5 separate regions of the Homo sapiens genome follow, and regions 2, 3, 4 and 5 are each linked to region 1. Evidence: chromatin loops called from intact Hi-C (ENCODE). Cell type or tissue: K562. All regions are shown on one strand. Each heading gives the region's core, and the rest is flanking DNA. Links, peaks and the distances in the headings are about the cores only.

What was found. Hi-C counts contacts between places; a loop is a spot of excess contacts. Peaks named below come from ENCODE experiments on the same cell type or tissue, not always from the same donor. Only the 100,000 strongest peaks of a DNase experiment are listed, where the experiment ranks them.
Region 2: a loop joins it to region 1, with 12 times the contacts of the local background. A loop is called at or near these places in 11 of 110 quality-filtered maps.
Region 3: it touches region 1 in a loop (5-fold over the local background); 2 of 110 quality-filtered maps call a loop at or near these places.
Region 4: it touches region 1 in a loop (2.8-fold over the local background); 3 of 110 quality-filtered maps call a loop at or near these places.
Region 5: a loop joins it to region 1, with 6 times the contacts of the local background. A loop is called at or near these places in 7 of 110 quality-filtered maps.

The regions. Positions count from the first base shown.
Region 1 is chrX:37,569,994-37,576,029 of GRCh38, reverse strand. LANCL3 (LanC like family member 3) reads right to left here and starts at 4,369. Exons shown (of 5, transcript NM_001170331.2): 1 at 3,587-4,369. The coding sequence starts at 4,159. In K562, for the core only: a CTCF peak has its summit at 3,554 (motif pointing left); no DNase peak of the experiment used is centred there; H3K4me3 peaks cover 1,338 bases.
Region 2 is chrX:37,822,341-37,828,376 of GRCh38, reverse strand. No RefSeq gene overlaps it. Among named protein-coding and RNA genes, the nearest start is that of DYNLT3, 22 kb to the left of the region's middle. In K562, for the core only: a CTCF peak has its summit at 2,947 (motif pointing right); no DNase peak of the experiment used is centred there.
Region 3 is chrX:37,650,277-37,656,312 of GRCh38, reverse strand. LANCL3 (LanC like family member 3) reads right to left here. Exons shown (of 5, transcript NM_001170331.2): 2 at 502-625. Among named protein-coding and RNA genes, the nearest start is that of XK, 32 kb to the left of the region's middle. In K562, for the core only: no CTCF peak of the experiment used is centred there; DNase peaks (open chromatin) are centred at 3,222 and 3,522.
Region 4 is chrX:37,714,403-37,720,438 of GRCh38, reverse strand. The region is part of intron 2 of XK (X-linked Kx blood group antigen, Kell and VPS13A binding protein); the gene reads right to left. Among named protein-coding and RNA genes, the nearest start is that of XK, 32 kb to the right of the region's middle. In K562, for the core only: a CTCF peak has its summit at 3,680; a DNase peak (open chromatin) is centred at 3,548.
Region 5 is chrX:37,682,315-37,688,350 of GRCh38, reverse strand. LANCL3 (LanC like family member 3) reads right to left here. Exons shown (of 5, transcript NM_001170331.2): 5 at 3,888-6,036. XK (X-linked Kx blood group antigen, Kell and VPS13A binding protein) reads right to left here and starts at 2,560. Exons shown (of 3, transcript NM_021083.4): 1 at 2,145-2,560. The coding sequence starts at 2,389. RefSeq lists enhancers at 1,748-2,257, 2,258-2,769 and a silencer at 2,439-2,818. In K562, for the core only: no CTCF peak of the experiment used is centred there; a DNase peak (open chromatin) is centred at 2,610; H3K4me3 peaks cover 1,590 bases.

The DNA.
Region 1 (6,036 bases), core at 656-5,655:
AGCCAACACAAAGTGAGAAATAGAATCAGTTACATGACATATTTTGACGATTTTAAAAATTCAATCAATTGCCAGGAGTCACACAACTATTACTGTCTCTACAATCTGAGAGCAATTCCTCTTGTGGGTCTTTAGAGTGAAAGGTAGAATATAGTAATCAGCATTCTAAACTATAGACCTTTTAAATAAACATATCAAGCTTCATAGAATGGCGTCTCATAGTATGCCTTAATAGAGGTGGCAGGTATAATGCCAAAACCTATGCAGCACAGTATTGCCTTGCTATTCAAAGCATGCTCTACCGCAACATCAGGATCACCCAGGAACTTGCAGCTCTACAAGATCTGCAGGTGATTCCTAAGCACATTAAAGTTTAAGAAGCACTGCTTTATTGGTTGAGCTTAAGCCATGAAAAATAATTGGAAGAAACTATAATTCATTCATTCATTCATTTAACAAATATTTACTGAAACTTTGGCAGTAGGAAAGGATTTCTTTAAACATGACACCAAAACTACCACCGTAAAGGAAAATATTGATAAATGGGACACCACTAAAATTGAGTGATATTTGCAAACACACACAAAGCTGGGCATCTAAAAATGTGTCAGGCAGTCTTGGCAATGAACATCAATGAAACCAAAAATGTCTACCCTTATGGAGCTTACATTCTAATCAGCGAAGACATAAATAAACAATTTAAGTAAAACAAATCACGAAAGGGGGATAAGTTGAGGGTGGGGTTGCAATTTTAAATAGGGTAGTCAGGAAAAGCCTCATTGAGGAAGTAAAGACCTATACAAGGCCAGGCACAGTGGCTCATGACTGTCATCCCAGGACTTTAGGAGACTGAGGCGGGCAGATCACTTGAGCCCAGGAGTTCCAGAACAGCATAGGCAACGTGGTGAAACTCTGTCTCTACAAAAAGTACAAAAAATTAGCTGGGTGTGGTGGCACATGCCTGTGGTGTCACCTACTTGGGAGGCTGAGGTAGGAGGATCGCCTGAGCCCAGGAGGTCGAGGCTACAGTGAGCCATGGTTGCACCACTGCACTCCAGCCTGGGTGACAGAGTGAGACTCTGTCTCAAAAAAAAATTATATATATATATATATACATACACACACACACACACACACACACCTATACAAGGTCAGAGATCTAGCTATAAATATCTAGAGGGAGTGTTCCAAGTAGAAAGAACTGTAAGAACAAACAGCCTGAGACAGGAAAGTAACTAAAACAGGAAGATGGCCAGTGTGGTTGAAGAAGAATGAGCAAGGAGTAGAGTAGGAGTGTAGGAGGCTAGATCATGTGGGGCCTTCTCGGCTATTTTTAAGAATCATAACTTTGTGAGATGACAAGCCACTGGAGAAAAAGTAATAGGGAGCCACTGCAGTATGTTGAGCAGGGAAATAACATGATGAAAAATGTCTTTTGAAATATTTGTTTCTTAGAGGTAGATGGAACGGCTTGAGTGGGAGATTCTAGCTCAAAGTATATTGCACTAATCCCAATATATGGTGATTCATTCATTCAACTATTTATTAGGTGGCAAAGATGTGCCCAGTAATGTGGGGAGGATCTAAATTAGAGCGATAACTGAGGGAATTGCCAGAGGAATGTGAATATAAATGACATCGGAGGGGAAGAAACCCAGGACATACTGAGAGATTATTTATAGAGAAATGACACAAATTCGCAATTCAATCTAATCAAGGTCTATGGATCACCTACTGAGGACAAAGTCCTGTGCTGGCTAGGATTTGCGGGGAGGGGATGGGGTATAAAACTTCTACTTTCCCCTCAAAGGGCTTCCAGCCTGGCATGCTTAGCCCCTGCCCTACACCTTTCAAGCCAGAAAGTCTTGAATTGACACAGCTGCAGCTGGCACTGGAACTAACTGGTTTGCTCAGGCTCAGGTTAAGACCTGTTTTTGTTGGTGGTGGTGGTGGGTTTTTTTTTTTTTTTTTTTTTGCTATCCTTGAAGCTTGTTCCATCTCCTGGGAGCAGGGGCCAAAGCACCTCAACTCGATTAGTAAAAAAAAAAAAAGACCTGGTTTGGCAGGAGGGCAGAAGAGAGGTCTTAATAGATGTCTTGTGTGGATCAGTGTTGCAGAATGGCCTGAACCACCAGTTTTTGGGCAGAGTCCTTCTGGTCTGCTTCCACCTGTGTGATCTAGTGGTCACACACTCTTCCCATTCCATTCTGGAAAAAAGGCCTCAAGGCATGGAAAGGGGAAGAGGCAAGATTAAGGAAAACAATTGGAAAAAAAAATTTGAAAATTGCCTGCTGCCAGACTACAAGGTGAGGGGAGCAGATGCAAATGCAATGCAAATGATATGTAAATATCTCTGTGGCCTTCTAAAAGGTTTTCTACAACTGGAAGGGCATTTGAAAAACTGCTGGCAGTTAACAGTGACTCAGAAGCAGAGCAAACTATTTCAAGACAACTTTGTGACATAAACCTTTGCTGCCCAGCTAACACAGTGCACATTCTTTAGTAATCTTTTTTCTCACTTGAATCAACCTCACCTGCTATTAAAAAAAAACCCTGTCTGCCTCTGTAGAGGTGATCTAAGTTAATTACTCTTTTAAAACACTCTATATACCTTTAATTTTTCTTCAAACGCCTTTCTCACCTAAATAAAGCCAAGTTAAATGTGTCACTTCCTCCCTAGAACAGTAGTTGGCTCCAGGGGATTATGAATGAAAGTGCCTCTCTCTCCGTTCTAGTCACTATGATCCTTCAGAGTTTTGTTCTTTTTCCTACTCCACAGGAACTGGCATATTCTCTTCTAATAACCACATGCTGATTTCAAAGTGAGTCCAGGAAAAAATATGTATGTGAAAACCAATTCACTTTTAGGAGCCACTGTAAAGTTATTCATCAAGAAAAGCTGCCCTGTCAAGAAAGCTGTGGTCTTGCCCATCCTAAGCAAATATTTTTAAGTGAAATAATGCACATTCAACCACAATGGGGTACATTTCCGGGTACGTTTCCGTCTACATTTATGTATTTTTAAAGGGGACACTCCTATCAGATATGCATTTAATAAGAGCCATGGGTTGAACTGAATAGTAAGCAAAACAGTAAACACATCAGACCCACAGCTGAGCAGTTATTCTTGGTTACAGACCCAGGGCTCCAGAAGCAACTTACCTCCACATCGGCCCCGAAAAGTTCCATTACTTTCTAGCACTCTAACATTCGAGGATGCCTCAGCTTTTGACAGCAGAGTCAAAGGAAAGGAAATCCCTTCCATTTCTGAGGTTTTCATCTTACTTGAAAGGGCCACACTGTCATCCCCCAGAAAGCTAACAGGCATCTGGAGTGATGCCACGTAAAAACACGAACAAAGCGCAGAGACGCCGAATCTCAACAAATGAGAGACTGAAAACGACAGGAAAGAAGAGGGACAAAAGCAGGAGATAGACCTCAAGGGACTGAAGAAATGCTAGCACCACACCAAGAGTAACAAAGACTTGGAGAGCAACTCGGGACAGTGCTGCCCGAGCCACGGAGTCCGGGGAAAGGAGGCCGGGCAGGCGGCGAGCGCCCTCCCGCGGCCCGGGCTACCTCTTACCTCCTGGGCGAGTTTCTGCTTGAGCACCAGCGCGGCACACAGGTAACCCGCGCGGCCCACGAACAGCTCGTCGGAGCCGCACTCCAGGAAGGAGACCGGCGCGCAGACGGCACACAGAGCCCGGAACTTGCCCAGCGGCTGCACGTAGTCGGACCGGCCCAGGGCGTGGTATACGAGCGTGGCCACGGCGTACACGCCCGCGCCCCCGAGCAGGAAGGCGGCGCGGGTGTCGGCGTCCGGTTCGCCCCACTCCTCAGCGCGGGCGCACGCGTCGATGAGGCGCTTAGCCGAGCGCAGGTAGCGTTCCCGGGCCGTGGCGAAAAGCGGGCTCTGCGAGACGTGGTAGAGCATATACGCCACTCCGGCCACGCCGCCATAAAGCCCCCCCTGGCAGGCGCTAGCCCCCGCCGTCGCCCCTCGGGCCTCCGCGCCGCCCCCGAGTGGGGGAAGCTCCTGGAGGATGCGCTCGATGGTGGCGGTGACCAAGGGCGCCACCGCCTCCTCACACTGGCCCGCCAGCAGGCTGCCCTGGTAGTCATCGAAGCGATTGGCGAAGCAGCGCTTGGTGTCCATGCTGTTGCCCGTGCCCCCTAGTGCGGAGCTGAGGACCGCTTGAAGTCGTGCCCTGCAGCCCCGCACACCACCTCCGGCTCTCTGAGGCACTCGGATGCCGGTGTATGCGGCGGGGAAGGAGCGAGAAGGATGAGACGGGAGGTGACAAGAGGAGGCGGGCAAGGAGCGGATGGCCAAGTGGGGCGCCGGGCTGCCGCGAGGCTCCCGAGTGGCCCGGGCGATCGCGGGGGATGCGTGTCCTGCGCCCCCCCTCAGAGGCCGCGCCCTCGCTGAACCCGCCCCCTCCTGCGCCGCCGCAGCTTGGCTGCCTCTTCAAGGGGCCGAGGTGATCTCTGGCAGGACCCACGCGGGGCCCGCGCCACTCCTCCCGCTCCGCCCCCGACTCCTCCCCTACTGGCAGAAGGCCGAGGACGTGCGGGACACTGATCTGGAACGCTGGGACTCAGCATACACACACCTGGCGGTAGAGGTGATGGTCTCCAGTCCCTTGTATACTCAAAGTGTGGTCCTTGGGTTAGAAGCATCAGCATCACCCGGGGGCATGTTAAAAACGCAGCATCTCAGGCTTCACTCCAGACCTATTGACTCCAAATCTGAATATTCAGCAAGATTGCCAGGTGATTCGCATGCACATTAAAGTTTGAGGCGCCACTGAACTAGGCTAGAGTAGCAAGACAAAACTGGGCGCCTTCTTTGAAGTTTGTATTTCATCTTGGTCGCTTCGGAGTTCTCATTATGAATGTTTCAATCCCAAAGGCTGGGGCATTTGAGCACATCATGTTTAATGCATTAAAACGGTGAAATACCCCATACAGGAACTTTTTTCCCAGCTTTGATTTTTGTATTGTTTTCTTCGAGTATACAGGAGTAAAAAGTCAAAGAACCACACCAGGTTAAGGCAAGGAAGGGGCACGCCCCTCCTGCCATGCGTGCATAGTAAAAGCTCAATACATATCTTGAGGTCATTAACTAGTTAATATTAGGATAAACGCTCTGTGAGAATTTAATTAGGCTTTTTATCTCCCCCTTCCCTCCCTTCTTTTCCCATGTTTGTCCTCTTCTGCTTTTTTCCCAAGGGCGTTGTGGAGGGTCTCCTATGTGTCCTGAAACCTGGAAATAGAGGGATGAATAAGATAGACATGGTCCTAGACCCCTTGTAGCTTACAATTCAGTAGGAAAAAACAGAAAATGAACAATTACACAAGCTAGTTGCCTTTCTTGTGCTCAGCTGTTTGAAATAATTCTGCCTTTCCCAAAGTGTTGACTCTTGAAGACTAAAGAGGTCACGTCTCCCAGGAGTATTTGACTTTTGATAGGGACTGTGCAAGACATAAAGGAGTAAGTGGCTCATAGAACAGTTTCTGATACTTTGTGGGGAGAGTAACTACTCCACTTACTTGAAAGGCCAGTTTGGAGGCATTTTTTTTTCCTCAGAAGTGTTAAATGTCACCATGATTGGGAAGCAGATATTAAATACCCTGCCCCTCCACCCTTACTTGATGTAGTCTGGGAAAGAACCTTAGTTTGCCAACATGATTGCCAGGACTGACACATCCACATAGTTCAAGGACAGTATGGCCATCGTCCCCCTTTGATGCTGCCAAAACAGGTTTATTTTTAATAATAATAATAATGATAAAAGTCCACTTTTAGGCAGGGAGCTTGATATGTTAAAGGAGGAAAAGGCATCAAAGAAGCAACAGGAATGTTGAGTTTCTCCTTGAGACTTCCTTCCTCATCCCTCAACCATAACAGACATTAGAGGTGATTTTTGTCCCCTCAGACAAGGAAACATAAAATAAAGCCTTTACCAGCAGAAATGAAGCCTTATTCCACTTCATTCCTCCACACCTCACTCACCCTTGTCATGAATCTAG
Region 2 (6,036 bases), core at 306-5,305, 250 kb before region 1:
ACTTATCTCAGGGCAGCTAGTCTTTCTAATGTTAAACTCCAGAATTTGAATTATTGCCCAGTTGAAGGCAGAAACGTGCTCTGCTGGTGAACCAGCTACAAAGAAAAAGGGAAAAAGGAGCCATTTTACCTCTCATGGAAGGAGTGAGGAAATAAAGAAATATCAGGGGTTTTATATGAATTGATAAATCTGTACATAGAGAACGACCTGAAAGAAAACATCACAAGTTGGGGATTAAGCACTGTTCCTTTAATGCTTACCACTGAGTCATATTTTTTTACACACTCTGTAGCCCAACATTATACAGGCCAAAAGAAACATGTCTGTGGGTCACATGTAGCCCATGGGTCATTAATTTGTCGGCGTTTCATAGCTCCTGCAGATTTAGTCTTCTAGTAGCCCCTCTCACTCTACCCCAGCTCCCTCTATTGATTGGGCCATCTGGTCAGACATTGCACTTTTTCCACCAATGGTCAACCGACAAAGGGAAGGAAATGAAGCCAGCTATCATCTGGACTTGAGGCCCCATCAGAACGTCTGGGTGCAACTGCTATTGTAGCAAGCTTGGTAATGTAAACTAGGGAGTTTACATGGACAGAACTAATGTTCTATGAATCATTAGCGTAGTCTTTCTAGAGGGCAATTTGGCAGCATCTGTCAAATTTTTAAGTGCTTATGTTCCATGACCAGAGTATTAGAGATCTATACTACAGAAATAATAACATGAGTGAGAAAAAGAAAAAAAGCAAAGAAGAATTTTCTTTGTAATAACAAATTTAAAAAATGAAAACAACTTTAAAGTGTCCACCAAAAGGGGAAGGGATAAATAAATTATGGAAAAGTAAAGATGAAATATCACTTTTTATTTTATGTATTATATGATTTGAAATAGTTAAACAATTACATATTAATTTTTAGTACTTAATTTAAATTACACAATACATGATATTGTTTTTCAGCCAAAACATCATGATATAACAAAAGCCTAAAATGCCCCTTGCCCTTCATCTTGTCTTCTCTTTGTCCCCCACCTTCCCATGTACTCCCATGAGGTAAAATATACTGTCATTTTGATGTATAAGATTCCAGGCTTTTCTGCACATTTACATGAATAAATGAATGTATTTTTTATTGTAAATAATATATATGATTCTGCAGACTGCTCTTTTTATGGAACAGTATGCCTTGGGGATTTTTTTTCATGTCAGTATATACAGACTCACCTTGTTGAGTTTAGCTGCCATACTGTATCTACAGTATGGATAGGACACAGTTTATTCATTTTCCTATTGATGAACATTTAGGTAGTTTCTACTGTTCCACTCTTACAAAACAATGCTGCTATGAATATCTTTGTACAAACTTCCTTGGGTCCATGTATCCACTTTAGAAGTGAGATTACTGGGTTATAGGATGTATACCTTTCAAATCTTAATAAATAGTGTTTCTTCTGTAATTTAAAAATAATACTTTGTTTTAAGAAGCGAGAAAACAATATTCTTAAAAATAGCAAGTGGCTCTCTCATGTACAGATATACAATGTATACATATATAGCTAAAGAGATCCTGTGCCAGCCCTTAAAATTATCATTCTAAAATGGAATTCATTGTGAATCACAGCTTACCCCCCAAAAAAGCACAACAGTCATACACACTGGGCCTACTGTTTTTGGCATGCTTGGGATATAATACCCGCCGTTCTCTTTACATATACTTATGGGTAGTGTGTGTGTGTGTGTGTGTGTGTGTTTGTGTACATGCAAGCATGTGTGTGTGTGTGTCTCTGTGTGTGTGTGTTGGCACATGTGTGCTGTATAGAACTTGCAACAGGGTTTCTTCTAGATGACTCGTCTGAACCACAGCAATTTCTGTGGAAGTTGGAAGAAAATTGATGAATGTAAGAGATATCATGGAGTTGGAATCCCCTGGAAATCATGATTGGTAGGTCTAGGCAGCCAGGCACAGAGCAAAACTAAGGATGTCATGAAGTTTAGTTTCTTGTTTGCTGAGCTGAACGAGGTTTGTTGAACTATCTAAAACCACAGGGAGCACTGTTCACTGGGGTCAGCTTCGTCGATGCTGATAGCTTTGTCTCTTTGCTGCCAACAGCAGCATTTGGTAAGGTGTAAGAAGGCCTGCATTCTAGTCCTGGCTCTACCTCCAATTGGCTATGTGATCTTGAAGTAAGCATTTCACTGCACTTAATTCATCTATAAAATGAACAGGACCTTTTTCACCTTTAATATCATGGACTAGCAACTCCAAACCAAGAATTGAACAGACATTTAGATATCTGTTACACATACCTAAATCTATACAAGCTTGCATGTAACAGATATACAATGCTAAATTAATTCTTTTCATCTGTGCAGGATCTATTCTGGTATTTTTTCTTCAAGAATACTTGTTGTAAGGTTTTGCAGAACTAAAATGGGACAAATAGAAGTGAATCCAAAGATGATGTAGATGCTTCCAACAAGTGAAAGCCTGAAGTGGGAAAATTTGGGATGCCCAGACTCATAGACTGGAAGGGGATAGAATGAGAAAGAATCATCATAAAGTTGTAGAATCCCAGACTTTAAGGTTGCCTATACAAACCTCCAAGCTTCAACAGATATCAGTTCTACAAACACACCTGGCAGATGGCTATGAAAGGAGCTTGTTTGTGGTCTGGACTGGGGGGTGTGTTTTACAGCAAAAGGTAGCTGTCAGGGTAATGTCTTCCATTCAACTGGTCCCCTTTAATGCTGAACTCAGAGTAAGGCAGCACGGACATGTTTCATGAAAAAGAAACCTTGGGAGATCTTTATGCTAAAACACACACACACACACATGCACTGCACACACATGTATGGTTGGTACAGGCTTTGAAAGATATTACCTTGAAATTATTGTTTTGTTTTATCTTCAAAGACTTTATCTCTTCATGCAGTTTAGCTGTGTGGCCACCAGGGGACAGAAGGATGCCATTGATTGTATTGTGAATGTAAGCCTCGAAGTTTGTGCTCTCCCTAAGATTCAAAATGATGGCTCTCTGCTCATTTTGACCCCCTACCCAAGATATATAGTCACATATATCCAGCTTTTTCTATAAAACGAATGCCTTTGCTAAGCTGATTAAAATATGTCAAACTTTAAACTCATCATGCTGGAACCACATTTCCTAGGCCCCTGAAAAACAGCAGCAGTCTCTGGTTTGTAGCAACTCTTTTTCAGAGAAATCACTGGAATTCCAATTCCTTCTGTTTTTTTAAGGTCTCTCAGCTGTGTCTCATTTGGATTCCTCAGTGGCCTTTCCAAGGCCTCTTTTAGCCTAACTTCCCAAGACTCATTCTCCTTTGCTGGTCTCTTTCTACAAACGCAACATGGGGTTAGGTCAGTAATTCATGCAGTAAATATTTACTTTGTATTCACTGTGTGCCAAAACAAGCCCAGGCTCTCAGGAAACAAATAAAACTTTTCTGTCCTACAGCTTACATTCTAGTGAAAAGGCAGACAATAAACAAATATGTTCAGATGGCAATAAGTGCTATAGAGAGGTAATAATAAGAAATAGGAGAGGGAGATTGGGAGTTATTCAAGGAGGGGATGGTGGCAGGGCTGCTATTTTAGATGGTACTGTCAGAGCATATTTCTCTAATAAAGATGGCATTTCAGCTGTGACCTGAAGGAGGTGAGAGAGCAAGCCACATATTCCAGGAAGTTGGGGAGGGGCACAAATGTAAAGATCTTAAGGTGGCACTAGTTTCAGTATGTGTGAGGGGCAGCAAGGTGGCCAGTGTAGCTGGAGCTCAGTGAGAAATGGAGAGAATGATGGGAAATAAGATCAAATAGGTGACAAGAAATCTGATCTTGTAGGACCATATCTGTGAGATGATGCAGCTCTGACAGTTTTGAGCAGAGGATTGACATGGTCACTGTGGCTATAGTAAGAAGTGTGGGAGAAGGGATCATATTCTGGAAATGGCTTGAAGGGAAAGTTGACAGGATTTAATAATGAATTGTATGTGGTAAGTATGAGAAAGAAGAGTCAGGGGTAGGCTAAATATTTGGCCTAAGCAAATGGAGTTTCTATTTACCGGGACAAGAAAGACTTGGGGACAGGCAGTGAGGTAAAAAAGAAAACTAGAATAGTGTGTGTGTGGTCCTGAAAGCCAGGTGAAGAAAGTTTTGCAAGGAGGAGAGAGTGATCATCTGTGTCCTACACTAATGAGGTGGATGGCATCCCTTCTGGCTGTAGCTGTCGCTACAGGTGTTACTTGCCTCACAGACTCACTGACATTGCTGTGCTTTTCTGCCATGTCAGATACTTGCTGGATTGGGAAATGGTCCTCAAGTGTTAGAGACAATTCCACATGACCTCAAAACATGATGGTCCTCTATAGTCTGTTCTCAGTTCCCAGTTTCCTGGAGCTCAACTAGTTAACAGACACCTGAACTCTCATCCTGCATCAGGGGACAAAGGGACACACTACTCAGTGCTGCATTCAAAAAGCTCCTCTCCACCACACTCTGTTCAGCTTCCGGAGCAAAGTCTGTGAGAGGACCCCAGCTTTTTCCTTTTATAGTGGTTCTTTTCCACCTAGAATGCTGCCGGGGGTTGAGCGTCTACCTCAGCTCTCCCATACAAATCCTAGGGCGTCAAGCAATACTGCCTGTTTCATGGCCATTAAACCTTCATGTCCAATCTACGCAGATAATCCCAGGCACTCCAGGACTCACAGTGGCCCTAGACATACAAGCTGTACTGCACTAAATTAAAGAATCGTGCCATAAGCATTTTGCTGAGTAAATGGAATTACTAAAATAGAGACATGTTATTCTCACCCAATTTTTAGCTGTTTGTTTAACATCATAACATAATTTTGCTTTTATATACTGTCACTAATTAAAATTTAAGTTTGAAATTATCATTCTCTTCCAAGATCAGTTTTTGAGATAAACCCCTACCCCTTCTTCCCATCCCAGTCAATTTTATTATCTCCATTCATTTACCATGACTCTTCATAAATATCTTACGAAGGTATAGGGTAAGCTTAGGGGGAAACACGTTGTCCAGATTCAAGTCCTAACTGATTTGTTTCTTAGATGCATGACATTGGGAAAATTGCTTAATATCTCCATGACTCAGTTTTCTCTCCTAGAAAGCACAGATAATAATTGTTGTGAAGATTAAACAAGATGAAGTATGTAAAGTTCCAGGCACATTGTAGAAGCAAGAAGATAGAGTCCATCTTAGCTTGGGTCCATAAGAAAGAAAAATGTTGGCCCCAGTCAACATGCAATGATCACATAATGTAGCAATAAATAAGCTCTAGTTGCTTTAAGCCATTGAGATTTTGGGGGTTGTTACTTCAGCAGAACCAGGTGCTGACTAAGTAAAACAGAAATTGATACAGTGGCTAGGGCATACTATAACAAAATCTAAAATGAGTGACTTTGACAGAGTGGTAGGTTGGTGGGTGTTAAGGAAACATATTGAAGACTGAAAAGATGAAGATCCCTGTTAAGCAGAGGCAAAGCATTTGTTATAAATGTTGCCTATAGTCACTTGGGAAGAAAATCATGTGCCTATTGAATGTGTAGATTTGGAGGGAAAGATGGAAAACATAATGCTAGTAGTCTGTTGTTTGCTGTTAACTGAGAATTGACTGGCTTGACAGTAGAAATGATGGAAACGTCTCAGTATCAACTAAAGTTTATGGACTTTGCACATAATGCTGTGACAGGTTGGAAGAGCTTTGAGATTGCCCCCTTGACAGTAGGTATACTATCAAGAAATGAAGAAGTAAAGCAAAAGGAGTAAACACAAGCCAAATCATGAAATCTCTTTTAAGCCACATTAAGGAGTTAAGTCTCTTTCTTGAAGCAGCAGGAAGCCTTCAAGGGTTTTTGAAACAGGGATGACATGAGTGGCCTGGAAATGAATTTCTTATCAAAATTTAGAAGAGGCTAACATCTTATAAACAATATATGTGCACAAATCAGATCATGCATAATCTGAATTAAAATATCCTCAGAAACAACAAAGCATAC
Region 3 (6,036 bases), core at 715-5,714, 80 kb before region 1:
AGTAGTAATGGTAAGCCATTGAAGGACTCAAAAGAAGAGTAACTAATTTCCCTTTTTTTTTTTTTGCATGGCCCAGAGCTCACCATTAGCCATTACAATTCAATAGTCTGTTATAAACACACTACTATTAAAAACTTCAAAACGTTAGTGGCTGAATCCTACTTCCCTATGCAGAGGCACTATTTTCAATCGTGTGTGAAAAGTTTTCACAATGTTTCAGCAAAATCAGGCCAATGAGCTTACAATCTAGAATAAAGATATTAGTCTTTAGTGAAAGTAATTGTTAAAATAGCTACATTTCTGTCAGGTAGACTACGAAAACAAATATTAACTTGTGATTTGTGTTATGTATCAGTATAGGTTTTTAAAGAAAATTTTAAAGTATTTCTTATTAAATGACTAGTAATGACCTATGGCAAAAACAAAATCTTCCAGCCTTTATTTGGTAGTATCTTAGAGACTTTCTCCTTCCTACAGGCCCATGCAAACACCTTCACTTACCCAAGTATTCGGTTCCATAGTAAGAATACATCAGGGGGAATGGTTTCCTCTTCTTTATGGCATACTGCTTCCCAGAGTCCAGAATTGCCTGACAAATTGACTTGATCTGTGCTGGAGTCAGCACCTGAATAAGGAAATCCAGAAGTAGAAGTCAAAGCAGGATCTCCTTTTTCCTTAGACACTGAATTTTCTTGCTTAAGAAGTCTAGCATCATATCCACAGAATCCTGTACTATATGTAAATAAACTTAGTCAACGAAAATTTATTCTTTTTTTACCACTGATTCTTCCTTTGTTGTCAAGTTGTCAAACCTACCCTCTTTAGAAAACTTGCCATTTCGGTGGAAAACACACACCTTTACAGCTATAGGTTGCTATAAAATACAAAGACTACCTTATGGCTGTCATATCATTAATCCTTGTCACAGGAACAAGGATTTGCTCAGAAAAGAACAAATAGTGGTCCTAACTGATTATGCTTAACAAAGCTGTTACTCCTGGTGTACAGTGTAGGTCTGGCCCAAACATCAGACCTTCAATTTGTGTTATTTAGACTGTGCTTATAAAGACTGTACTTATAAAGCCATGATTCTGTGATAAGCTGCAGTATGACGGACTCACTGTAGGCATTTGTACTACCTGAATGAAACCAAAGTCCAATAGTGTCAACACAAAATAACTTCTAATATCAAAATGACTCTGAATAGAGAATGGCTAAAATGTAATGACTTGCAGTCTTCCATGTTTTATTCAATCTGTCCACAGTCGGTTTTAGGACTATAGAGATTAAACGGTTCTCAAGCCTTCAAAGCATCATTGCATTTATTAAGATTCTGCTCAGGTTAGCCATATGTTTTGCATCCTGCCCTTCCTGGGACAAATTAGATGTTCCCTTTGGCACACTCCCTTTATGACAGTGACATTTGCTCTGCTGCACAGCACTGTTGTGTTAGATCTCTCTCTGTTGTGTTAGAGCTCTCTCTTTCTCTCTCACTAGACTATCAGTTCTTTGAGAGCAAACACTGTGGCACCTCATAATTTTGGTATCCTTGGTGCCTAACACAGAGTCTGAGGGGGGTCCTTCACAACCGATGAGTGAGTAAATAAGTGACAGTTTAACTGGTATGAAATTCAGAGCCCTCCCTCCCTTCATTCTTTATTCGCTTCCTCCGTCCCTCTCTTTCCCTCCGCTCCACGATTGTTTCTTAAGCCTCTACTACATTCCAGGCAAGACTGTTCTGGATGCTGGAGATATGACAGTGAGCAAGATAGACAGAACCTGTGCTCTCATGAAGCCAATCTTCCCAAAAGGTAGACCTGCACAGGAAACGTACTGGTCAGATTAACCAAAACTAAAAAACATCTAAGTTTAGTCTGATTGAATGAATCTGGGATCAATAAAAAGTCCGTTGGATTTTGGCCTCTCTCCTAAAACTGACACATTTAATTTTCCTACCCAATATCCAGCATTAGACCAGCCAATTCCTTTTGAAATAAGTTTCTAATGATTTATTCATAAATTGCTCCTCTGATTTACCTGGTATTAGAAGGAAAAAATATAATCCAGCTTTGGTTTCCCAAAATCTAGCATTTAATTTGGAAAAATAATTACTTCATGAGGATACCATTCATTAATTAATTCTGCCAATTAACATTTATTGAGCTACTATTCCAGTAAGGTCCCACACTAGGTGTTGTGGAGAAATTTGAGAAACCATGAGACATATTTTTTCCCTACAGGCAAGTTACCATCCAGCACTGGAGATGAGATATAGACAAGAGTCTACAATAGAGCAACTAAAGCTCATGAGCCTAGAGATAGAAAGAAACAGTAATGCAGAGTAGGTAAGATGGACTCGGCTTCAGTAAGACTACATTCTCTTTTTTTTTTTTCTATTTGCTGAAATAATGATGTCATGGCTTTCAACTTAAATTTCCCTTTTATTAACCACTCTCTCTGTCTCTTAAGTGTACTCCTCCTAACATTCCTGAAGACCCTATCTTCCTATGCTGCATCCCCACTGTCCTATCATATCAGCCCCAAGTCTTCTTTCCTTAGCTTAATAGCAAATTTCTCCTAAATGATTAAATACAACCATTCAAATTGCTACCATAATTTTCATTTGGTATTGAAAACATTTACTCTTTGTGTCTTTATCAGTGCCAACTGATCTTAAGTTTAGTCTTACACTACTTAAAATCTTGCATCATCATTTGTCTCAAATCAACCCCTCTTTCTCAGAAACCTGCTAAAAGCCCTGAAGGGCATGCACTTAATTGGACTCTATCCTGATTGAATCCCATAGTCTTCTGGGAATATATCTGGCTCTGCTCAATATTGATTTTGAATCCATATGACAGAGGAAGTTTTTGTGGTAGGAAACAGTCACTGAATTTTCAGGGATGTATTCATTTGCACTACTAAAATTTTTCCTATTTGACTTTCATGCCTATAACTGAAAATTGGCTTATTTCCCCAGCTGAACATTTATTCATATGTTGTGTGTGTGTGTGTGTGCATGTCTGTGTACGTGTGTGTTTGCCTGCTTATTTTTAACCCAGAAAAAAATCAACTTACACTATATGTGGTGCCCTCCCCCTTTCTTTCTATCCCGAATCCACAGCTTAGAATAGGGAATGAGTTTATAAAATATTATTTCAAAACCTCCCATGGTCATGTATCATGTCTGGGTGGTTTCCTCTTATCTCTCAGAAACACTGTGAAAAACAAAGAGAAACCGGCGCTTGTTCGGCTGGATAGAGACCAGTTATGCATGCAGTTCTTTATCTCTGGGAACAGACAAGACCTACCCTCAGTTTACTGATCAGCAAATAAAAACTAAAAACAGAGTTCATTAAAAGCCTGTGTGTGGGGAACACTGAGGAAGAGTATTTTTCGCCCCCGAACAAACAGTACAGAAAGAAGAAGGGAGTTGAGATTCTGGGGTAAGGGCTTGAGCTTGTTCTCCTGTGTCTGCTTTCTCAAATATCCCTCCACTCTCTGCCCCTAGTACACAGGAGCACAAGCATGAGCACACCCACTGCCTCCAAAGATGGCCTCTGTGCTTTTGAGACACTCTGAGATCCTGGGAATGAGGGAGCAGCATTTCCGGTGGGGGAACAAAAATGACTAGGAATGGCAGAGCGGGGCTCCCTGGCCATCAGGCCTTCACCAAACAAACCCAAATTATTCCCTCTCCTGTAGTTGTAGCCCCTAAGATCAATGCATTTGTTGATATTTTGGATGGAATAGATTCTTTTCTTTTTACATTGAATTAAAATAAATTAAGATATTTCAAAAATACGAAGCAAATCTGAGGTGGTTTGGTTTAAACCGTTTTGTTTAGTTTAACTGATTCACTTTACTGACCTTGTGAAATATTCCTATTGGTTTGGCCTGAGTATGAAGAGACAAGAGGGCAATAAAGCTCATACTATATTTCTTGGCCCTGCCTGAAAGTCATGCTATGACTGAACTACCTCCATGCAGAGGAGAGATGACTTTCTTTGAAAAAAAAAAGTCAATAAAAAGGACCAAACCACAGAATGCTGGCCTCACCACTGACTCCTTCCCAAGGCAAGAGTCCTACCTACAGGAAGTGGCAGTCTTTGCTAGCTGTATTTCTTTTTCTAGGCATCAAACACCTCCTGCCCCTCCCCCATCAGCACTGACTGAATATGCGAATAGCAACTAAGTCTTGGGTGTGCCAGTGTCCTAAGGCATACAATGCCAATCAAATTCCTCCTCTCAACAATTTGAAATGCATGTTCAAAAAAAAAAAAAATGAAGCTGTCAGCAATCCCAGCTGCTGCTGAAGACAGGTCAGGAATGGGTCCATGCATAAACTGAGGTCAACAGGGAGTAAGCAGGGGCTGTGATGGAGAAAAACAGAATAAACCACCCAGCAGTGAGAGTGAAAGGAGACTGACCAGCAGTGAGAGTGAAAGGAGACTGACCAAACACCACATGTTCTCACTCATAGGTGGGAATTGAACAATGAGAACACCTGGACACAGGAAGGGGAACATCACACACTGGGGCCTGTCATGGGGTTGGGGGAGGGAGGAGGGATAGCATTAGGAGATATACCTAATGTAAATGACGAGTTAATGAGTGCAGCACACCAGCATGGCGCATGTATACATATGTAACAAACCTGCACATTGTGCACATGTACCCTAGAACTTAAAGTATAAAAAAAAAAACTTGCAAAAACCAGAAAAAGAAAGTTTATTATATCAGTAAAGAGGGATTAGGAAAAAGGACACAAATAAAAAGAATGTGAGTGTGCATATTCACATTATTTCTATTTTCTAATATTGGTAAGTCTTTTAATTAGTTAAAAAACATAAACTTAACTATAAAGAATAACAAAATTGCCAACTCTAAAGACTTTAAAAAGTCATAAAATGAAACAAATTTAACTGCATGTCAAGTTAAAGGCATAACCGCACAGATAAAATAATTAATTTTTTAAATAATGGTTTTTTTCATTGTGGAAGACAGTGTGGCGATTCCTTAAAGATCTAGAACTAGAAATACCATTTGACCCAGCCATCCCATTACTGGGTATACACCCAAAGGATTATAAATCATGCTGCCGTAAAGACACATGCACATGTATGTTTCTTGCTGCACTATTCACAATAGTAAAGACTTGGAACCAACCCAAATGTCCATCAGTGATAGACTGGATTAAGAAAATGTGGCATATATACACCATGGAATACTATGCAGCCATAAAAAAGGATGAGTTCTTGTCCTTTGTAGGGCCATGGATGAAGCTGGAAACCATCATTCTGAGCAAACTATCTCAAGGACAGAAAACCAAACACCACATGTTCTCATTCATAGGTGGAAATTGAACAATGAGAACACCTGGACACAAGGTGGGGAACATCACACACTGGGGCCTGTCGTGGGGTGGGGGGAGGGAGGAGGGATAGCATTAGGAGATATAAATGACAAGTTAATGGGTGCAGCACACCAACATGGCACATGTATACATATGTAACGAACCTGCACATTGTGCACATGTACCCTAGAACTTAAAGTATAATAATAAAAAAAAAGAGAAAAAAAAAAGAGAGTGAAAGGAGACTGCAGCAGATATGCTAAAAGAAACAATGATACCAAGAGAGAAAGTTAAAGAAAAGTAGCTCGTCCTTATAGCTCCCTCTTCCTAACAGTTTAGGGCTACTCCCTTTAGGGCTTCCTACCAATTTTCCATACAATACCCACCCCCATACTCCGCCCTTTCTTTTTAGTCATTTGAGAGTCTCAGTTTCTTGCAAAAAGAGCCTAACTAGAATAGATATGAATATAAAGCCAAACCTTTCATTTGTCGTTTCATCCCTCACATAAACACATCAGTTTTCCTACCTACCATACTAGATCCTTTCACTCAAAATAACAAAGATACCTGCATCTATGGTGCATGATAAGGTACATGCTAAGACTCTTCTGGGCATGGGACCCGGCATTGGGGCTTTTTTTTTTTTTTTTCCCTGAGATGGAGTTTCACTCAGTCACCCA
Region 4 (6,036 bases), core at 731-5,730, 140 kb before region 1:
CTCATGCTTTTTGAATTCCCTAAAAAAGGCATCAAAAAGCAAAAGATTTCCATACTAGCATGGCAGATTAGCTTGTTTAATCCATTATTTCTGTCAAGAACAACTAGGCAAACATCTGTTCAAAGGCATCAGAGATCTTCCAAAGCAGTGAGTACTCCTGGGGCTAAGACTTTTGAAAGAAAAAAAAAATCTCTCGAGAAAATTCTGAAGCTGCCTTTTCCCTCAAGACATTTTCCCAAATGAAAATGAGTACTAAGAAACAAATAATATGAATACAACTTATAGAAATCTCTCAAAGCTGGTGGGTATGGGAGCAAATATTGACATTCAGGCCCCATAATGATCCTGGTGTACACCCAAAGCTTTCTAGTAGAAACTCAAAGGACATCAGGAGTAAGGATGACTGGAAAGAGATTAAGCCCTCGCAAAGATTGATATAGATTTCAACCATCTCAAGTCATGACTGAGTCAAGTTGATCTGCATCTAGTCCATCTGACTGCCATAAACAAAAGCAAAATCTTCCTGGAGAAAGATAGTTCATGCAGAGCCTCAAATTTTCTCTAGTTTTTTTCTTACAAATACCTGGCATTAAATTAAAAATAACATGGTATGCCAACAACAAAAAATGGCCAAAATCCAAAAATAATAATAGATAATAAAAATAGACCTGTAGGAGATACAGATTTTGTAATAATCTGACATGGACTTAAAATAACTATAATTTATATGATTTTAAAATTGTGTGACAAAATTGGGAACTTATCAGAGACTGGAAACTATTTTAAAAACTCAAATGACAATTCTAGAACTAAAAAAATACCATAATTACAATTAAGAAATAAACAGGTTTAATAGCAGATTAGATACAGCTATAAAGATAATTAGTACTCACTAGAAGGTAGGTCAGAAGAAAACACTCAAATGGAGAAAGAAAAAGCATGAAAAACTTACAGTAGAGTGGAAATGTCCCAGATAGAGAAAAAGAGAGAGAGAAAGAGAGAAAGAGAGAGAAAAGAATGGCTCTGACATAATATGTGAAGCAATGAAGGCTGAGAATTTTCTCAAACTGCTAAAATATCAAACCACAGATTGAGGAAATGCTACAAAACTCAAGTAGGTAAATATGAAGAAAACCACAACTAAGCATATCATGTTAAAATTGCTGAACACCAAAGTCAAAGAGAAAGTCTTTAAAAGCAGTCAGAAAGTATAAGTAGACAGATGAACTTCAAACGAGTAACAATAATGACAGAGGACAGTAGCATCTCAACAGAAATAATGGAAGCTGGAAGATGAATGATAATCTAAAAGTAGGAAGTAACACAGTCCCAAAGATGAAGGGAAAAGAAATACATTTTCTGTCAAAACAAAAATGAGGAGAGGGAATTTGTCACCAGCAGATCTGCACTAAAGGAGAGATGTTAAAAGTAGTATTTCAGGCCCACAAGAAATGATCCTATGTGGAAGCATGGAGATACAAGAAGGTATGAACAAGGACCAAAAGGGTAAATACAACTCAGTTTTGTAATGAGCGAAAATACCTGAACAGTCATTTCACACATGTGTATGCATGCACATACACACACACAAACATACCCCTAAAATGGCCACTAAAGACATGAAAAGAAAATTAGTTCATTAGTCATAAATGCAAATTCAAACTACAATGAGATACTATACATCTACTCCATCACAAAAAGTAAAACCAAGTGCTGGCAAGGATATGGAGCAACTGGAACTCTCATACACTGCTTATGGGAGTGTAAAATGGTAAAACTGCCTTTGCAGTCTCTACTGAAGCTAAACATTGACATTGCTTTCAGCCCAGCAGTTCTACTCCTGCATATACATGCAACAGAACTGCATATATATGTGTACTAAAAGGCCCGCACAAGGATATTTACAGAAGCATTATTTGTCATAGTCACAATCTGGAAATAACCTAAATATTAATCAAAAGCAGACTGTATCAATACATTGCGGTATATTCATACAATGGAATCCTATACAGCAATGCTAAGGAACAAACTTCTGTTACAAACTGCAATATGGATAACTTTCATGAATACAGTGTGAGTGAAAGAAACCAGAACCCTGATTCCATTTACATAAAATTTTAAAACCCAGGAAAAAATAATCTGTAGTGTGAGAAGTCGGCTTTCTGCTTAGTGGTTACCTTTGGGGGAGGTGGGTGAGGAAAGTGACTGAAAAGAAACATAAGGAGTCTTTTGGGGATTCTGATACTCTTTTGTTTCTCACCTTGGATACAGAACTACATGAGTAAGTTTACTTTGTGATAAATCAAGATTTGCCCTTATGATGAGTATAGTTTTCTGTGTGTACTTTATACTTCAATAATAATATGTATTTGAAAAAACTAGGTACACTATTACTATACTTAGTAGGCACTCGATAAATGTTTATTAGATTACAATTTTTAAAGGCAAAAAGGACTATCATTTCATTGTTACAATGAAGTTGTTTCAGAGATATTTTTCCCTACCCTGGCAAAATGCCAAGTAGAAAATAGACATTACATAAACCCCTATTTAGATTACTATAGCAAAACTCATTCTGCAGATATAACCAGTATGATACCCTAGTACTGTTAAAAGAAAATTCTTAAAGTCTTACTGACTAAGATCTCACTGTTACCAAAATCTCTCTTGAACATCTGCCAGTTTACCAGATGTTTAGTCAAAAATTGAGGACTCTTCCTTCAATACATATTTATATCTTGTTTTGTTCTCAGAATTGTGAGAACAAATACTATGGCCCATCACTCACAACCCACATGATGTGATTATAACTGTATACTCTATAATCCTCAGAGGTCCTGAGTGATTTTGTTCTTTTCTCCCAGCTGTATTTCGATTTCTTGCCTAAGTACCTGGATGACAAGATCTCCTCCAGCTCATCTTTCTTATGCAAAAAATTATTGCACTCTTAATTCATGACAAGGGACTATTGTAAGAATTTTACAGGTATGAATCACTTAATTCTAACAACAATCCTATAAAGTAGATACTGTTATTATCCTCATAATAGAGATGAGAAAGTGGAGACATAGAGATGTTAAGTAACTTTCCAGAGATCACTCAGCTAACAGAGCAGGAATTCCAACCTAAGTAGTCTTGCTCCAGAATCGTAGCCTTAACCAGTAGGCTCTTCTGCCTAAATAAATATAATTAGTCTATTTCCCTAGCAGTGGTCTCAGCTCCACATTTTATCTCTTTTATCACTTGATGGCAGGAAGGAGTCTGCTACCCTTAAAACTGCCCAGGACCCTAAGGAGTCTGGAGAATCCACCAAGCGTACTTTGAGGATTTGTCCAATTCTTCCTTGCTTCCACTGAGCCCAAATTTCACGTCTGTCTTCTATTATGTGAATATTTCATATGTAAAGACCTTCTGAAATCATGCTGGTCAGGCACCCGGGAATGGGTAAGCCTCACTATGCTAAGCTGGTTTCTGAGAATTGCCTCTCAAGGAATAACCAATGATCAGAGAGAAGTGGGGCAGAAGCAGATCCCTCTATCTGCCCTAGCAACTTGTCCTCCTTCCTTATCATCCTGCCTCAGGCAGAGAAAAGGGACATCAGTGAGTTGAGTTACACCAAAAAAACAAACAAACAAACAAAAAAACTCTTCCTTTAGATAGCCAGATCAAGGAAGTAAGATCCTAGACTCATGTATGGGGCCCTCTATCAGCAAAATGGTAGCAGCAAAATGGTATCTAACAGCAAAATGGTAGCAAGACCACTCAGAATCCCAAGATAGAGTTTCTCTATTCTACTGCAGATTTTCAGGTAGGGCAAGGCATCACAAATCCTCTTAAAATGTAGCTACTCATGTACAGTGAACCTTGTAAATAATTCAGCATGGCCATTAGATCCTCCATGACTGAAGCAATTTCTTGTATTTTTCCCTTTGCCAACCCTTGAACCACAGACACTCACAAATATTTGCATGCACATTCTTACCTCCACTAATCTTTTCAACTACCACAATAATCCTCAGTGTACTTTTCCTCCCAATCTATCTTCCCTTCCCTCTTTTCAAATACTTTATTTTTTGTTCTTCTTATTTTATGGTCATGTTTGGTATGTGTCCATGGTTGTAAACAACATGAAAGCCTTTTAGAAACAGGTAGGATATAAAGAATAAACAATAAATGGTTTGGACCTTGTGAGGATATCACTTCTTCTGTGTGTGATTATACCTGCTCAGTGCCTCTAATTCTATGCAGCACTACCAAGACCTACTTACTTTACAGAGATGTGGGTGAGGAATCAGAAGGTCTATACTGGATATTGGATTATTCAAATAGCTATATAAGCAGCAGTTACACGTTTCCCTAAACTCAGGCACAGCCTTGACAAGACACCCTTGTGTGGAGGTGGGTAGGAGGCATATGTCTTCCCGCTGTGTACCACTAAGTAACTTCCATTGACTTGTGGTCACAAACTCCAGGAAAAAATCAGAGCCGACATCATGCCAAAGCCAAACCTAAGTGAAAACTCTTGGTGGGTGGATGGAAGCATTCTCCCCCCTGGCCCATTTGGAGGTGGGTTTAATTTAGGAGGAATGAATATGAACCCACCTTCAAGTCTTGTAGACTTAATATAATCTTATAATAAGCATACACCATTACACAATCATATGGACCATTGTTTAGGTTGCTATAGCAGCTATGTATACTATACTGACTATAGCTGAAAATGACCTCTGGTGCAGAAAACCATTAAATGGAATTGTTGTTAGAAATGTAAGCCAATAAAGTGAAAAAAGTACCAGGGCATCCAATCTACTATCAGATATATACAAGTTATTTCTTTCTTGGATTTGCAATATGTGACACAGACCATAGATGGCCTGCAAAATCTAAAATATTTTTCTTCCATACCTTTACAGAAAAAGGTTGGCCACCCTGCAATAGAACACTTTTCTGCCACAAAAATGAATAAACTAAGTTTACATTCATCAATGTGTATAGTTCTCAAAACTATAATGTTGACTGAAAAAAAATGCAAGTTTCAGAATGTTATTTGCAGTGTGATAAAGTTTAAAGACCTACAAAATCAATATATCCTATTTATGGATACTGTGCCTATGCAGCAAAGTTATAAATCATGCACAAGAATGATAAACTCTGAAATCATGACAAGGAAGACTCACAGGGTGCCCCAACTATACTATAAATTTTATTGCTTAGAAAGGAAAAAAATATATATCTAAAGCAAATATGTCATGTAAAGATTTGATAAAGCAAAGAGGACTATATATACACACACACACACACATATTTGTATATATTTGGAAATATATATATATACACACACACACGTATACATGTATATATTTGGAAATATATATACACATATATGTATATATTTGGAGATATATATATATATACACACACTATACACCTATATAATGCTTTTCTAGAGAATCCTAACACACCAACAGGGCTGTAGACGATTGAGCAACAATAAATGTGTTATTTAAACCATTAAGTCTTTGGTGGTTTGTTTTTCAGCAATAGCTAGCTGATACAGCAGAGACCTCTCACCCCCTTTCCAGGCATATGGCACCACAGTCTTTATTCACTCCAGGCTATTCCCTCAAGTCTCCCTCCTTCAGGAATCTACAAATGAAAAGCAGGCCTCAGTCGCTATGCTTATAAATACTCCTAAACTCCAGGGTACACACAACAAGCTATCTCTAAGGAAGGTGAGCAACTGTTAGATAGGCCTATGGGTTCCCAGCTTCGTAAGCCAGGGAGTGGCTTGGCTACCCTTGTTGCTAGCACCCTTCATCTTGAAATTCTATTTTAAGTGGCTTCTGGAAGGGAGGAAGTAACCTCTCACCATAAATAAGTTACAGAAGATCCTATTCTCTTCTGCCCTTTCTCCCCAGGTAAGTCCTTTTAGAATTGGAAGGTAGGGGTATGTGAGGTTGACTGTGGTAGTGTTAGTTTGTCACTCTCAGAAAATTCTGAAAGAAGAAGACTGGCCAGTCCTTAGTGGCTTTTTTT
Region 5 (6,036 bases), core at 691-5,690, 110 kb before region 1:
CTCACGCTTGTGGTCCCAGCACTTTGGGAGGCCGAGGCAGGCGGATCACGAGGTCAAGAGATTGAGACCATCCTGGCTGGCACGGTGAAACCCCGTCTCTACTAAAAATACAAAAAAATAAAATTAGCCGGGCGTGGTGGCGGGCGCCTGTAGTCCCAGCTACTCAGGAGGCTGAGGCAGAAGAATGGCGTGAACCTGGGAAGCGGAGCTTGCAGTGAGCTGAGATCGCGCCACTGCACTCCAGCCTGGGCGACAGAGCAAGACTCCGTCTCAAAAAAAAAAAAAAAAAAAGAAAGAAAGAAAGAAAGAAAGAAAGAAAGAAATGATAAGTGCCCTGCCCAAAGTCAGATCACACTTATTTTACTGAGCAAGAATACAGTCCAGACCACAGGGCTTACCTGGCTAGGAAGGACTAACTCTCTCCTCACTAAATGGCTCCAGGTTGCAGGACTTTTAAAATTCCCCTCCCTCCCTTTCTTTTTCCCCAGACTCTTCCCCAGCTATCAAGAAGTCAGCAGCAACCTCCCACTCCTGCCAGTGTACCTGTTTATTTTCCTTTCTAGGATTCTGCAGCTTCTGGAGGCTGAGAAATTTGTTCACCAAGTTTGCTGTGACTGTGTGCAAACTACAAGTCAGTAGTTTGTGTGTCAGCTGGAACAGTTTTCTTTAATATGAGGTGCAAAAATTTTATGGCCAGGCGTGGTAGCTCATGCCTGTAATTCCAGCACTTTGGGAGGCCTGGGCAGGAGGATCATTTCAGCTCAGGAGTTCCAGACCATACTGGGCAACATAGAGAGAACTTTAGGAGGCCCAGACAGGAGGATCACTGGAACTCAAGAGCTCGAGACCAGCCTGGGCAACATAGGGAGACTCTGTCTCTACAAAAAATACAAAAAAAAAGAAAGAAAAAAGAAAATTAGCCAGGCATGATGGCGCTTGCCTGCAGTCCTAGCTACTCTGGAGACTGAGGCAGGAGTATCACTTGTGCCCAGGAGGTGGAGGATGCAATGAGCTATGATCTTGCTACTGCACTCCAGCCTGGCTGATAAAGCAAGACCTTGTCTCAAAAAAAAAAAAATTATAACTTTGTAAAATTTATCTTGCTCCTCAATGTGTGTGTGTGCGTGTGTGTGTGTGTGTGTGTGTGTGTGTGTGTAAGAGAGAGAGAGAAAGAGAGAGAGAGAGAGAGAGATTTCCTGGTAGGGCTAGCTGAATTTTCTGGCAGCTGAGGTGTCTCTCTGGCCTTTCCATCTCTTCAAATTCCTCTGTCGCCTATGTCTAAAATTCAGTATTATAAACTTATTTCTAATCCAAATGGACGGCCTTTGTTTTGCTTTTCCTATAGTGATGAAAGGTACTAAAACAACACATTTTAAACTCCTTAGATAAGCCAGTCTGTTTTATTACCATGTATTTCTACTTGCTTTGTGTTAATAAAAATTAATTTCCAGAAATGTCACCAACAGTTTTTCTTTACTTAACACACAGCAAGTTTTGTTTTCATGGTGCATTGTGCACCAGCTTTAATGGCTACGTTTATAAGTTTGCCAGGGCCGGAAGACATTTCTAGAACCCCATATGTTTCCATATCCCATAATATTCGTAACGCCACCAAGAGAAAAGAATGGTGCATGGATTTCTTGACTTCCCTATGAGAATTAAATACTGTTAAAGCTTTTAGAACAGTGCTTGGCACACAGTAAGCTCCATGTGTTTGATAAATTAAAATTAAATCACCTGTACATGCTGTCCCCGTAACCACAGCTTAGAACACACTTCCCAAGGGTTTGTGACAACACAAGCCAATCCTGTCAGAGCCTACTTGACCCCAGAGAAACCAATGTCTTTAATGAGGTTGAACCACAAGAAACTGCCATTTTTGTTGGTCAATTTCAGTTGAATGTTGGCTATTTCATTTGACGGAACCTAACAGGAATTCAGTGTGCCCCAACTTTATAACCATTATGCCATGATTCGTCGCGTTCCTGACTGGAATAATGGGGCTGAGGGGCATGGCGGACCGGCTTGGGGCTCAGCCACCTGTCTCCACAGGAAAACCGCCTCCCTCCACTCGAGCAGGTGGGGAGATCAGGCTACAGGACCGAGGCTGCGGCCTGGGGCTGGCTCTGGGCTTCTGCACGCACCTGAAAAGGGGCCCAAGTTGCAGCAGGTGCAGCAGCAGTACGAGCGGGCGGTCGCGGCTGAGGTCGCGGTGTACGAAGAGAAGCGTGAGCTGCACGAGCGCGCAAGGCAGTAGCGAGAAAAGCAACGTCAGCGCCTGCCACATGCGGTCCCCGCCCGAGCGGTAGGTGCTGCTCAGGCTGAGCGCCGCCGTTGTCTCGGCCACGAACAGGAACACGGACGCCAGCACCGAGGCCGGGAATTTCATCTCCGCGCGTCAGCGGCGCTCACCGGGGACGGACGCAGTGGCGGCGGCTGTGTGGCTGTGGCGGCGGCGGCCGTTGCCCGAGGGGCTCCCAGCATGCCCAGCCCCAAACCGCTCCCGCGCTCTGCGCAGCCCGCCGAGGGCACGCGGGCCCGGCCGACCGGCCTGGGCTCTGGAACTGGACCTGGTGGGGGCGGCCGACCTGGCTGGGGTGGGGTGGGGTGGGGCGAGCTGCGCAGCCCCGCCGGGACACGCCCACGCGCTCCGTGCGCCGCCTGCTCGCTCGCTCGCCAGTGCCGGCTGCGTCTCTGTGGTGACCGTCCCCTGGCGGGCCGCGAACCCGCGCCCTACGACGGCTCAGGCCATGGAGCGGGAGCTCAAAAGGATGCAGTTCGCCCTGCGGGCGTCGCGCGCAGCCTCTGGGTCCTAGAGTCCCTTGGGTCCTATCTTGGGAAACCGTTCACATCCCTTTGAAAAACTGCAACCACCCGGGCCCAGAATTGGAGTCCGGGCGCCTTTCTAGCCCAGTCTATTTTCTGGGCCGAGGAAACGCGTGATTCTTCAAAGGGCCAGCATTTCTGGCCTTTTAAAAATAACCAGACCACACAGAGGCTTTTCAAAGTGCAAGTATATTGTCATGCACCCACCACCAAGTGGGAAAAGATTTCACTTTTCACTGTGCCATGTGAGCATGTCCCTTTGTCTTCCAAATACAGTGGTCTGAAGCATTGCTTCCAGTGGTGAAAAGGCGTCAAAGATCGTCTCTAGGAACCTGTCCTTACCTCCCAGAAAAACTGCCTACAAAATATATTCCTCTGTAACTGTAAGTAATTCAGGGCAAAGATCAGGGCCTAATAAGGAAGTAGTTTTTTTTATTCCAAGACAGACCTCTGCTTATTGGTGTGCCAATACCAAGACTAACACAACTCCTTTTAGCCCATTGAACTTTCCACCATCTTCTTGATATCAGGATGTACTCAGTCCACCCCCGTCCCTCAGACCTCGATCAAGTCACTAAATCTTTCTGAAACTCAGGTTCCATAAAGGGATTAGACTTAAATAATTATAAGATCTCTTCCCCTGTTGAAATTGGGTGATTTCAATCTTCAGGCATCTCTGGCATTTTTCTATTTAGGAAAATAATGTAAACACAAATAGAATATAAAGATTCAAAAGGAATCAAACCAAAAAAGAGGTACAGGGAGAGAATGTGGTGGGCTGTTTTTCTGTTTTTTATGTGGCATGAGAAAATCCATTTATGAGTTAAGGGGCAGATTCAGCCAGCAGCTGAGAGGTAGCAGGCCCTTTCCCTAAAAGGATTACTAATGTCTATTTATAGAACCCAGAAGGCCACCATGTCCTGGGCCAAGATACATACACTGCCACAAATACAGAATCAGCAGCAACACTCCACAGAGTATTTGTGTAATGTTTTACTTGACATCATGGTTAGCTTTAAAGGAAAAATTGGTAGCTTAGAATTATTAATCAGGACACTGAATATTTAGCATTAGATTTTATTTTAAGGCAAAGGATTATCACAGGTTTTACATTAAGTGTACTGTACATAAATGTATTATAAGGAGGGGCAATAAGCCAATAAATAACATCGCTTTAAACACTATAAAGTCCAGTTTATAGCGAATTATTTTCTACAGTACAAAACGAATACAGAAAACACATTTGGAAAGATCACAGTGTTTAGAACATTGTAACAGCAGTTGTAAAAACCATAAAGTGCATCTCTAAGCTTCTGACTCTATCTTGCTTATAGAGATTTCATTATACCATGCAGTGGGCTGTGAGCAAACTCCCACATGAAAGGGAAGCAATATCAACTGACTAGTACTATCCCCTGCAGAACAACCAATAACAAAAGCTAAATTCTGATGAGCATTTGCAAGTTGATCCTTCTTAGTCTGCACACCAGCTAACTTGCTCCAGTGATCACGTCTTTCTGTATTATCATTTGCCATTTTGTCCTTGAAAATAATATATATCTTATAGCTTATGATTGCTAATTTCCCTGTCAGACACCTCAATGGGTTTTGACTAAAGATTAATGTCATGTATTGCATTATACTTTTTCACTAGGACCAAAATACCCATTATTTTTAAAAATATTATGTACATAATAATAGACTTATAGAAAGTGATGTTTTGGTATATTAATATGTAACATACCAGAATACTTGAGAATTTGGTTTTATTATAAAATACAGTAGTATGACATTTTGTGATATAGTAAAATATCTGGCAAAATATTCTACTCTAAATTTAGACCTAATTGCTGCAGATGTCTTTGAAAGAGCCTCAAAGTGCCCCTAAGGAAATATAACAATTAGCAAGAGGTCATATAACCTGTTATGGCAAAGACATTTTTAAAAAGCCTTTCATTTTGTGTCCGAGTCTTTCAAAATTTTACTTGTATACAACAGATAAGTGCTGTTTGATTTAGTGCTAATGGAAATTAGTAGGATTTTAAAGTAGTAACAACCAATCACTATTATTTTTTTTTATAATTTTATGTTTTTAACTCTGCATTTGTGCCAAGGCAAATATATTGCAAATAGTACAATTTTATTAATAATACTAATTCTTTGATCAGTTCCTCAAAATTCAGTAGTACTTTAAATAATAGTAGTTATTCATTCCTAGATACAATTTGAAATAAGCAGTTATACTATATTGACAGAGTATTTCTTTGTACCTCCTCATAAGTAAGAAATTGCCCTAATGTGCAGTTTGTGAAATGTATCATTAGGAAGGTGAGCTTTGTTTTTTTCAATGATACAATTATATTTCTGTAAGTATTGTGATTTATGCCAAAAAAGCTTTTTGGAGCAGTAAATTCTATTCGCTGGGAAATACACATTCCAAAACTAACATGTGGTGCTTGACCCAGTATATATTCACCAGTATATGGCTTTGCAAAGTGCTCCCCCTAATAATTTGATTCTACGAAATCCATTTTTTAATGTTTGTTAATTTAGAGCCATTGGATTAAAGATATTAAAATTCAGACTTCCAAGAAGAGTTCCCCCAGATGTTCAAAGTTGAGAAAGCTGTACCTTTTCAAAGATTGGGCCGTCCTTCCTTAACAGATTCTAAAACCAAACTTCTGCACTTAGAATATTCCATTTCTACTGCTAGAGAGTCTATGTGCAACTCATGTTACATTTTGCATTTTCAAGAACATAGGGATTCTACTGCTGCTACAGTATTCAAAAGACATCTTTAATATTGAAATAGCAAAGTCCTAAAAAACAAAGACAAAACGGATGATCTAAATCAATCCACATGTTTGAATATATCCACATATAAGGGTTACCACATTCAATATGAACCAAATTCAGCAGCAGAATTAATTATATTGGTAACTGCCACTTAAGCATAGATTTTAAAATGAAACTTGTGGGGACAACGTCAGAGACCCCACTAAAACCAAGTTGCAAAAAGATCACTTGTTAAAGATTGACAGTAGTCAATTATAGTCTGTATCTTTAAAACTGACTGCTATGTCACAGCTACTTCATACATATTACTAGAACAGTACACATTAAAGCATGTACATTGTCACCACACACAAAATATAAAAATATTGGGAGGCCGAGGCGGGCGGATCACGAGGTCAGGAGATCGAGACCATC